Regions from separate parts of the Mus musculus genome. Here region 1 is linked to region 2. Evidence: chromatin loops called from intact Hi-C (ENCODE). Cell type or tissue: heart. All regions are shown on one strand. Each heading gives the region's core, and the rest is flanking DNA. Links, peaks and the distances in the headings are about the cores only.

Region 1 (5,381 bases), core at 127-5,126, 250 kb before region 2:
ATCTTCTCTTGCTTGCCTTCAGAACAAGATGCAGAACTCTCAGCCCCTCCAGTGCCATGCCTGCCTGGATGCTGCCATACTTCCTGCCTGGATGATAATGGACTGAACCCCAATTAAATGTTTGCCGTTATAAGAGTTGCCTTGATCATAGTGTCTCTTCACAGCAACAGAAACACTAAGACATGCGCCAAGCTGGATAGAATTATTTATTTGGGTTGCTGCTGTTTCTCTATCTGGAGTAAACAGAAATAGCTTTCCCAGAAGTCTCCCAGCAGCCATACGGTGAACTTGACACATTCTTTCATATAATTTTAAAAAGAATTATTTATTTCATGTATGTGAATACACTGCAGCAGTCTGCAGACACACCAGAAGAGGACATCAGATCCCATGACAGATGGCTGGGAGCTACCATGTGGTTGCTGGGAATTGAACTCAGGACCTCTGGAAGAGCAGTCAGTGCTCTTAACTGATAAGCCATCTCTCTAGCTCTCTTTCATATAATTTAAATGTTTCCATTATTTGTTTGTTTGGTTGGTTGGTTGGTTTTGAGACAGGGTTTCTGTGCAGCCCTGGCTGTCCTGGAATTCCTCAAAGTCAAAAAATCTTCCTGCTTCTGCTGCCCAAGTGCTGGGGTTAAAGGTGTGCACCACCACCCAGCTGCCCTCTCCTCTCCTCTCCTCTCCTCTCCTCTCCTCTCCTCTCCTCTCCTCTCCTCTCCTCTCCTCTCCTCTCCTCTCCTCTCCTCTCCTCTCCTCTCCTCTCCTCTCCTCTCCTCTCCTCTCCTCTCCTCTCCTCTTTCCTTTCCTTTCCTTTCCTTTCCTTTCCTTTCCTTTCCTTTCCTTTCCTTTCCTTTCCTTTCCTTTCCTTTCCTTTCCTTTCCTTTTTCTTCTTTTTCAAAATGTATTTCTTTTGAGCCATGGTCTCATGTACCCCTGGCTGGTTTGGAACCTCTGTGGAGATCAGACTAGCCACAAACTCCCAGAGACAGCCTGCCTCAAGAGTGCTGAAATTTATAGCATGCCGCACCAGGGTGGGCTAAGCAGTTTATTTTTATGTCATTTCAAAAGCCACTCAGTTGAAATCTAATAATGACACTGGCAAGCATTAGCCTATGGGAACTGCTCCTGTAGAGAGTTGAGAGCATCTTACATCCCAGTCGCCTGCTGGCATCCTGTGTGCCATACGTTCTCCAGTCTGAGTCTGCACACCAACCTATCTCCCATACAGTCCTCTTTCTTCCTTCTGGGGGTCTGGCCTCTGGGGAACACCTTCCCTTGGCTGAGTTACCTATCCAGGAGGGGTTCAACAGCCTTCTGTAAGTTGGTCTTTAGGCCTGTGGATTTAGATACTTCACTTAACAATTAATTAGTTGCTCATCTAACTGCTTAATCTACATACTGTAAGAGGGTCACCCAGGAAGCTTCACACTCTCTTGTTTTCCCAAGAAAGCCAGACAATTATTCATGCTTCTGTCTCCCAATTCACCCTCCGTGTAAGGGGAAAAGTATGTTGAAGAAAAAAATATATATGATGGCCTTAACAAAAACCAGAAAATTGGTTTGATAAAAATTAACTGTCTTTGACATCATCAATGTAGGAAATCTAACAACTGCATTTCCGGAATAAAATAAAAGAATTTTGCAAGACAACTTGGTGGAAACTCATGTACAAAACTACTTTGTAAGCCAGGCATGGTGGCACATACGTGCAATCCCAGCACTTGGGTGCTCCGGAGAGACCAGGGGTTCGAGTTCAGCTATTTAGTAAGTCTGAAGCCAGCCTAGAATACAAATGTCTCAAAAATGGATTTTATTTGTTTTTTTTTTTTTTGTTTTGTTTTGTTGTTGAGACAGGGTCTCATGTAGCACACACTGGCCATGAAGCCACTATGTAACTGAGGTTACACAAGGTTAAAATGGTAACACTCCATCTATTCGAAGGTCACTGATGGAGTTGTGGTGTTCAAATCCTCAGGGAAAGACCAAAGACTGAGACTCAATTCATACTTAGAGTAAATGAATTTACTTCTGACTGGTAGGAGAAAGAAGGCAGCCTTAGAGCCAAACAGCATGTCATGTGGAAGGGAGCTGAAGGAGGGGTTTATAGAGGTGGACATCTAAGGTGGACATCACAGTTATCTATGAACTCCACAGCTGTCTTACCCTCCTTGGTTGTCTCTCTTCTGCTGTAATCAAAAGATGGCTTCATTCCAGAGCAAGTGGTTAAATGCCTCACAGCGGGAACAGTATTATGCTATCCTGATATCACCTGCAGGTAGGATGTGAAAGCCACCCTTGGCAGTGCACATCTGTCCCCCCTGTACTGAGAATGTAGACGTGTGATCAGGAGTTCAAGGCCACCCTCAGCTCTATAGCAAGACTGCGGAAGAACAGGACTTCAAAGGAAAGTCAAGACAAACCATAAGGTGTGGGGAGATATTTCTCATGCTGTGGTCAACAAAGGACTCGTATCAGGAAGGGCTGGCAAAAAAGACTCAGTAGGCAAAGGAGCCTGCTGCCAGGCCTGATGACCCGAGTTCAATACCCAACACTCTCCTGGTGGAAGGAGGGAGAGAAATGACACCTACACATTGTCCTCTAACATGGATCTCTCTCTCTCTCTCTCTCTCTCTCTCTCTCTGTCTCTCTCTCTCTCTCATACACACAGACACACACACACAGACACACACACACGCTAAATCATGATAAAATACACGAGCTTCTAAGAACTGGTAAGGATAATATGGGCAGCAGAGCAGGAGAAAAGAATGAAATGAAGAATTTAGCAGAACAGGGAATGTTGTAAAATCTCCGTCATAATCTAACTAGAGAAAAACAGAAGGACATTGCTCAAAACTCATCTACTACACAAGGAATCTATTACAACATGCGGATTACGCAGCTGACGGGTTGAGAGCCAAACAAGGGACAGAGAGGACACTGTCCCTGGGTTGGAAGGCCTCCTCCTCAGTAGGAGACAGTAGGACTTCAGCACCACCCAGTGACAGCAGAGCCACAGAGGGCCTGCTGGGAGGAGTTAGCGCAGGGAGAGGATGGGAGAAACCCCTGGTTTCTTCTCGCTCCCCTTTCTTTCCCATTAACCAAACACAGACTGAATCCAGCTGAGGGGGGACCATGAAAAACTTCACGGAAGGCCTGCCTTTCTGCAGCACAGGGCAGGAAAATCCAGAGGAACAGATCTGAGAACCAGCAGCCACGGGTGAGTGCAAACTGTCCGGGGTAGTGTGGGAAATGTGTCTTTTCTGTAACAGATACGACAGAGGAGTTCAGTTCTAAGTAGAGAAATTTATTGTGGCTCACCGTTCCATCAGCTTTCAGCCATTCTTCCTTGATCTGCTGAAGCACAGCATGTCATGGAGCACACAGCCCAGGAGACTCTTGTCATGACAGCCAGCAAGGGGAGTGGGACAGAGGGACAGAGACAGACAGACACAGAGACCCAAAGAGAGACAGAGACACAAAGAGACAGAGATTCTAATAATCCCTTCAAGAATTTGCTTGAAACTCCAGACTTTTAACTAGATCAACGAGGTTCTGCTTCCTAAGGAGCTGAGGACCAAGCTGTCAACAACAAAGGGGCCTTTAGAAGAGAGTCAGCCAACTGTTCCAGACAAACTCACACTACAGCATGCTTAAGAAACTCACTTCCAGAGTGGAGGTATAAGAAGCTCTTTGAACACCCCTCCCCTCCACCCCAGTGCCTTCAGCAGAACTATAATACAGAACTGGGTGTGACTCTGGGATCTGTAACAGGTGTCTTCGTGCCTTCTTACATATCTAACTGGGGGAAAAGACAGTGGGCCGACCACTGGCTGTGCAGAAAGGTTCCCTGAATGCTTTGCTCTGTGCCAGACTCTAAGCATGTGGGGGGTGGGGGTGGGGTGAAGGTAGTGAGGGTTGATGGTGCTGGGTATTGTTCCAGTCTGGGCATTATGAAGACTTCAAACTTGATCCCTTGGACCCCCCAAAACCCTGAATGCATGCAGCTCCTTTGGTCTCTCCAGGTTGGAAATACTTGCATTGCAAAATACTGTAGACTTTATTCAGAGGAAGTCTTCTCAAAGAATGGGGGCTAAACAGATCTTGGCTATTCAGGGAAAACAGCCTGCCCTGTTTAACCTGGCTGATCAATAGAGCGTACATCTGCATTCTAAATGTGTGCATTACACAGATGGAAGATATACAATGCCCCCAGAATGGGGAGAGAGAAAATAAAAAGTCTCCAGAAATGTTCTGGGAATACACAGAAAAATATGTAAATATTTATCTCAGAAAAGTTGAATCTCAGCAAGGAGAGTGACTGTCCCTGACATCTGAGCCAACCCCCACTGGACAGAACAGAGTCTGCATCCCAGGCAATGTCCTGTTCCTTCAGGTAACCCGCATGCCCATGCGTTCACGCTCCTGCTTCCCCATGGCGACCCCCTTTCTTTCTATCTCACCTCCTTGTTCCTTCCTGACATCCCAAGCCTGGGGACCTTTTCTCTGTCCCCTCTCTTCTTCCTAGCCCACGCTGGGGGCATCTTTTTTTTTTTTTTTTTTTTTTTTTTTTTTGGTTTTTCGAGACAGGGTTTCTCTGTGTAGCCCTGGCTGTCCTAGCTGGAACTCACTCTGTAGACCAGGCTGGCCTCGAACTCAGAAACCTGCCTGCCTCTGCCTCCCAAGTGCTAGGATTAAAGGCATAGGACACCACTGCTCGGCCGGCTGTGGGCATCTTTATTAACCAATCAGATTAAACTCTTAAATTTAAGAGGCAAGGTTCATACAACAAAAATTGGTGAACTTGAGGATTTGCTCTTCTTGGGGACAACCAGATCTTGAGATACAGTCTTTTAGCATTGGAATACATAGCAGCCACCAGACCAGCCCCAATAGTTTTCAGCCAAGAACTACAATCTCCCTGGAGGGATAAGATTGCCAGTGAGTCCAAATTGCAGTTGCTAAGTTCCAGGGAGGTGGAGCCAAGCAGTCAAGTGCTCCTCTCACGCCCCCTGCCCTGATTCAGTGGAGGCTCCACACCAGCAGTGCTGGACTGGGAACAATCAGATTCATCTTCTCACCCTTTATAAATCTTCACGCTTTATAAAATAGGGATGTCCTGCAGAAAGGAAGTAATTGCTGCTCTTGCCTTTAGGTTCAGAGCAAGAAGTCAGAGTTTTACCCACGAGAAGAGGCAGACCCATAGACCCAGAGGGGCTCGGAGGAACATCCTAAGGAACAGATCCATTTCCAGATAGCATTGAGGGAAATTCTAGTATTCTAAGGATATATGCAAAAAACAAAACAAACAAACAAACAAACAAAACCCCACCCTGTACATTTCAATAGTTATTCCCTAAGATATCTCAATAAAAGCTT
Region 2 (5,381 bases), core at 290-5,289:
AGCACTCTCAGCTCTGCCGGCACCATGCCTGCCTGGCATGCTACCATGTTCCTGCCTTGATTATAATGGGCTGAACCTCTGAACCTGTAAGCCAGCCCCAATTAAATGTCCTTATAGGAGTTGCCTTGGTCATGGTGTCTGTTCACAACAGTCAAACCCTAACTAAGACACAGGAGAACCCCTTCCCCTAAGGTGGCTTCTCTACAGGAGAATGACCTTGGGACCCAGACCCTGCAAGCACTTCCTGTAGTCTCCTTTTCTTACTCTCTGTAGCTCAGCCCATCCCTAAACTGTGAGTTCTGGCTGATATGAGAGTTTGAGGGTTCAGGTTAAAGAAATCTTTGGGGGAGTCCATTTGGGATCAGGCTGCCCTTTCACACATGGCTCAGCTCCTCCCTATTTCCCTCAGGGCATTTTGGGATCCAATCATGGAAGCCAGGGAGAGTCTGGCATCTCTCAGCCTCTTGAGAATAGTATGTTGGTGCGGTGACTAGGGTGGTGGTAGTGTGGGATGGGAGTTTTGAAGAAAACATGCATGATTCAGTGGTATATTTAAGTATGATAAAGAAGACTATTCTGAACCATCATAATAGAAAACAAGACCATGGTGATGGGGTTTCTGAGCAAGGAAGCCAGGGAGCTAGTGGGAAGTGACAGTCAAGTGACAGTCAAGGAGCAGGTCTGGGTCAGTAGGTGGAAGCCTCAGGGTATGGGGATTGGATTAACCCAGTTATTTATAACTCAGTTACCAGAGTCATCACCGAGACTTGTCCCTGGCAAAGAGCAACCCCTGGGAGGATGGGTTTGTTTTGCTTGTGGTTTGAGAGGGCAGAGTAGTCTATCATTGTGGGAAGGCATGGCAGAGACTGTGGCTGGCACGCTTTGGATCTGTGCACACCAGCAAGCAGAGACAGGCGAGGTCGGTGCTCAGTGGCCTTTCTCCTTCTTCCTTTTTCATGTCCCAAGCTTTAGCTCACAAGGTAGCGTCACCTACACCTCATTTAAACCACTCTAGAGGCAGTGTTGTGAGCCACACCCTAGGATATGCCTCATTGCTGCCCAACATGTTTCTTAACTCAATCAAGTTGACAGTCAAAACCAGCCATCACACTCACCTAACAGCATTTTTGATGAAGCCAAGTCAGGTGATCAGACATCCAAAGATAGTGGGTGACAGAGACCTCATTAGACATTGATGCTAAACAGAATGTGGGTGGAGGGATTCTTTATTTTTTCATTCATTCTTTCATTCATTCATTCACTCATTTGTGTATGTATGTGGTGTATGTGTGTGTATGTGTGTGTTTGGGGGTAATCATGCACATATATTGCATGCATGCATATGTGTGTGTGTGTGTGTGTGTGTGTGTGTGTAGGTCACAGGACAATCTGAAGGAGTCTGTTCCCTTTCACCATGTTGTTCCTAGACAGTGGTTTTCAACCTATGGGTCACGACCCCTTTGGGGGGGTCACAATATGCTTTTACAGGGGTCGCATGTCAGATATCCTGCATATCATTTATATTACAACTTGTAACGCTTGCAAAATTACAACTATGAAGAGCAATGAAAATAACTTTACGGTTGGGATCACGGGAACCCGAGGAGCTAACTGTACTAAAGGGTGAGAACCACTGTTCCAGGGATGGAGCTGAGGTTGTCGGGCATGCCAGCAAGCACCTTAAATTCTGGCTGTCCTGAGAATGGGCATATTAAGGTGACTTAATAGAGTTCTTTGTTAAAAGTACTCAGAATTGAGAGTTCATCTTGGAAGATTTTACCTTTGATGAGTATGAAGTGCCCCTCCTTGTCTTTTTTGATAACTTTGGGTTGGAAGTCGATTTTATTCTATATTAGGATGGCTACTCCAGCTTGTTTCTTTGGACCATTTGCTTGAAAAATTGTTTTCCAGCCTTTTACTCTGAGGTAGTGTCTGTCTTTGTCTCTGACATGTGTTTCCTGTATGCAGCAAAATGTTGGGTCCTGTTTACGTAGCCAGTCTGTTTGTCTGTCTTTTTATTGGGGAATTGAGTCCATTGATATTAAGAGATATTAAAGAAAAGTAATTATTGCTTCCTGTTATTTTTGTTGTTACAGTTGGGGTTTTGCTCTTGCAGAAGGACCATGCAGAGACTGCCCTATTCAGGGATCCGTTACATAATCAACCACCAAACGCAGACACTATTGCATATGCCAGCAAGTTTTGCCGACAGGACCCTGATGTAGCTGACTCTAGTGAGGCTATGCCAGTGCCTGACAAATATAGAAGTGGATGCTCACAGTCATCTATTGAATGGAACACATGGCTCCCAATGGAGGAGCTAGAGAAAGTACCCAAGGAGCTGAAGGGGTCTATAACCCTATAGGAGGAACAACAATATGAACTAACCAGTATCCCCTGAGCTCATGTCTCTAGCTGCATATGAAGCAGAAGATGGCCTAATCGGCCATCATTGGGAGGAGAGGCCCTTGGTCTTACAAAAATTATATGCCCCAATACAGGGGAATACCTGGGCCAGAAAGCAGGAATGGGTGGGTTGGAGAGCAGGGTTGGGGGGAGGTATAAGGGACTTTTGGGATAGCATTTGAGTTGTAAATGAAGAAAATATCTTTTTAAAAAAAAAAGTACTCAGAAGTACTCAGGAGGTTCAGGAGCCGGACCAAAGTTTGGTCACACAAAGAATCTTTGTGTAGGTGCTGGTGGAGGCCAGAGGCGAACCTTGCAGGTACACAGAGGCCAAAGAGTGTATGATGTGGTGACCTGTGACAGTGTATCAAAGGGAAGGAGCCTGTGTGATAGGTGTGGTTGGAGAGGGATCAATATAGACCCTGTCACAGGAGAGCCAAGGGCATGGAGATGCACCCCTGGGAGCAAAGCTCTGGCCAGAAGCAATCTCCTACACCCCCAGCCCAGCTGACTCCCTCTCCTGCAGACCTGGGAAGGACTTGGGTTTCTTGATGACAATGACACCCTGCATCTTCCCCACCCCCCACTCCCCACGCCAACACCCACCTCCTATTCCCTCACAATGGCACCCAGCGCTCTCATCCCAGTCACACTGACAGCTGTCAGGAGAGAACTTCTGTCTTTACTCTTGTGTGGAGCTCAGACGGTTTCTTTGAGTACAGACAACTGCAAAGTTCCCTGAGATTGCCTGAGCAAACATGAATCCTCTAAATACCCAAACCGTGCAGGGACCAGTCGGTGGTGGATGATGTCACAACCAGTCAGAAAGGACAAAATGGCGGCTGCAAAGGCCTCTTTGATGTTTCGTTGGCTCCACCGTGTGGCAAAATATAGTAATGTTATTTCAAGAAAAAAATTAAGTCAGCAGTACAGAAAAGAAATCTCTACCTAAAAGGCCTTTCCAGCATAAGCAATTAAAATTAGCAAAGTGCACTGGTGTATTTATCAATATTCAGATTTCAAAGCCCTCTGGCTGATACCAACTCCTTCACAATATGTATGTAATATCTGTCTCTGTTATTCATGCATTTACCAATTGTCCATCATAGCCGATCTATGTATGTATGTGTATGTATCTATAATCAATTTATCATCTATCTATGTGTCTGTCTATAATCTTACTATTATATATCTATAATCTATTTGTATCATCATCTATCTACAATCTATTATTCATATTTCTATCATCTATCATTATCTATGTATCTATCATCTATCATCACAATCTACTCATCTACCTAATTATCTGTCTATCTATCTATCTATCTATCATTCATCTACCATCTCTCTATCAATCAATTATAGCCTATCAATAATCTATCATTATCTATCATCTATTATATCTGTCTATAGTCTATCACAATCTACCTATTATCTATCATTTATCTATCATCTCTCACTCACTGTCTCTATCATTTATCTACCATTTATCTATCTGTTATCTCTTACACTCTTTCTATCCTCTATTATCTACCTATAATCTGTCTACCTCTACTTTTAACATGCACACAGGAATCTGCCTCTAAGAACCCTTCGTTTTGTGTTTGTCCCTGCTGGCTGAGGCTTGGGGACTGTGGTAGGCTGAGTAACAGCTTCCTGAAGATGACCACACCCTAATTTCCCAAAGCTGCACTGTGGTACTTTGTAGGGTAAAAAGGAGGCCAGGAAGTGAAGCGATGCGAGGCAGAGGCAGTCCATAAACCACAGTATGCAGTCAGTGTCTAAACACAGAGGGTGGCAAGTGCATGAACTCCTGCATGCAGGGGAGCTCTGGATGTAATCTAGTGAGGTTGACTGGGACCCTTCAGCTCTTGAGCCACTCCATTTGTCACTGCAGCCGTAAGAAAGTCATGCAGCAGGAGGGTGCCACTCCGTATGGAGCCTGGGAGGCCGAACCGTAACTACTTTCCCTATGCTTTGGGGATTGGTTCTCAGGCACATCACTCAGGACATGGCTGTGGAGCAAGTTCTCAGCAAAGGGAGTGGAAAGACGATTTCTTTGTGGGATGCTGGCGTGACCTTTGGGGTCCACTGCTACAAATAGCCGAAGATGGATGAGTCTGTCCAGTGTCTGATGTCTGGCAAGTTTAGGATCATCACTCCGGAGCCTCTGGATCCCTCTATGTCTTATTATTTTCTGTCTTAAAGGTTTCAATTTTCACATGTTAATTATACACCAGACTTTTATTATTGCATGTTCATGTGTTTTGATTGTGTGACCCCATGACTACCCTCTCTGGTCTTCCCTCACTCTGCAGATCCCCTTCTTCCCAGTTAGTCCTCCTTCCTTCACAACTCTCCCCTCTCTTTGGGGAGAACCAGTCACTATAATTAACGTTACTATCAGAAACAGGGATGTAAGATAACTTATTGGCGCATGGGCATCTCTCCAATGGCTACACCACTGAAGAAGTGTTTCGCCCTCAACTACCACTGATTGCCTGTAGATCCTCAGGGTTGGGCCTCCCTCATCCATGACAGAAGGTTTAGAGACCCAATCTTTTATAACCTGTTTTAAAGAAAACATTTTAGCAACATTTTATCAATTCTTTGACACATTGACCACATTTACTCCCCTCCCCCAACTCCTCTCACTACTACCCTCTCCATCCCTTCCCACCCACATTGAGACTTTTCTTTTTTTCTCCATTGAGTCCAGTCTATGTTGCCCAGCTAGTCTTGGGTGGGGTTCTCGCCTGGTGTGTTGTCAATCTCCCAGGGTCATATCATTAGAAAAGACTGACTCTTTCTCTCCCTGAAACTATCAAAGAGCGATTGCTCCTCAGTTTACGGGAGGGAGTTATGTCCACCCCCGTCCCCACCACTGGGATCTTCTCTGGTTGGACTGGCACAGGTCTCGGGCGTATTGTCACAATTGTTTTGAGTTTGTTGTGGGGTAGTCACCAGAGAAGACT

Evidence for each region. Peaks named below come from ENCODE experiments on the same cell type or tissue, not always from the same donor. Only the 100,000 strongest peaks of a DNase experiment are listed, where the experiment ranks them.
Region 1: it touches region 2 in a loop (2.3-fold over the local background); 3 of 42 quality-filtered maps call a loop at or near these places.

Annotation. Positions count from the first base shown.
Region 1 is chr1:182,285,009-182,290,389 of GRCm38, forward strand. No RefSeq gene overlaps it. Among named protein-coding and RNA genes, the nearest start is that of Degs1, 4.9 kb to the left of the region's middle. In heart, for the core only: a CTCF peak has its summit at 2,998; no DNase peak of the experiment used is centred there.
Region 2 is chr1:182,536,302-182,541,682 of GRCm38, forward strand. No RefSeq gene overlaps it. Among named protein-coding and RNA genes, the nearest start is that of Capn2, 21 kb to the left of the region's middle. In heart, for the core only: a CTCF peak has its summit at 3,297 (motif pointing left); DNase peaks (open chromatin) are centred at 2,930 and 3,230; H3K4me3 peaks cover 624 bases; H3K27ac peaks cover 685 bases.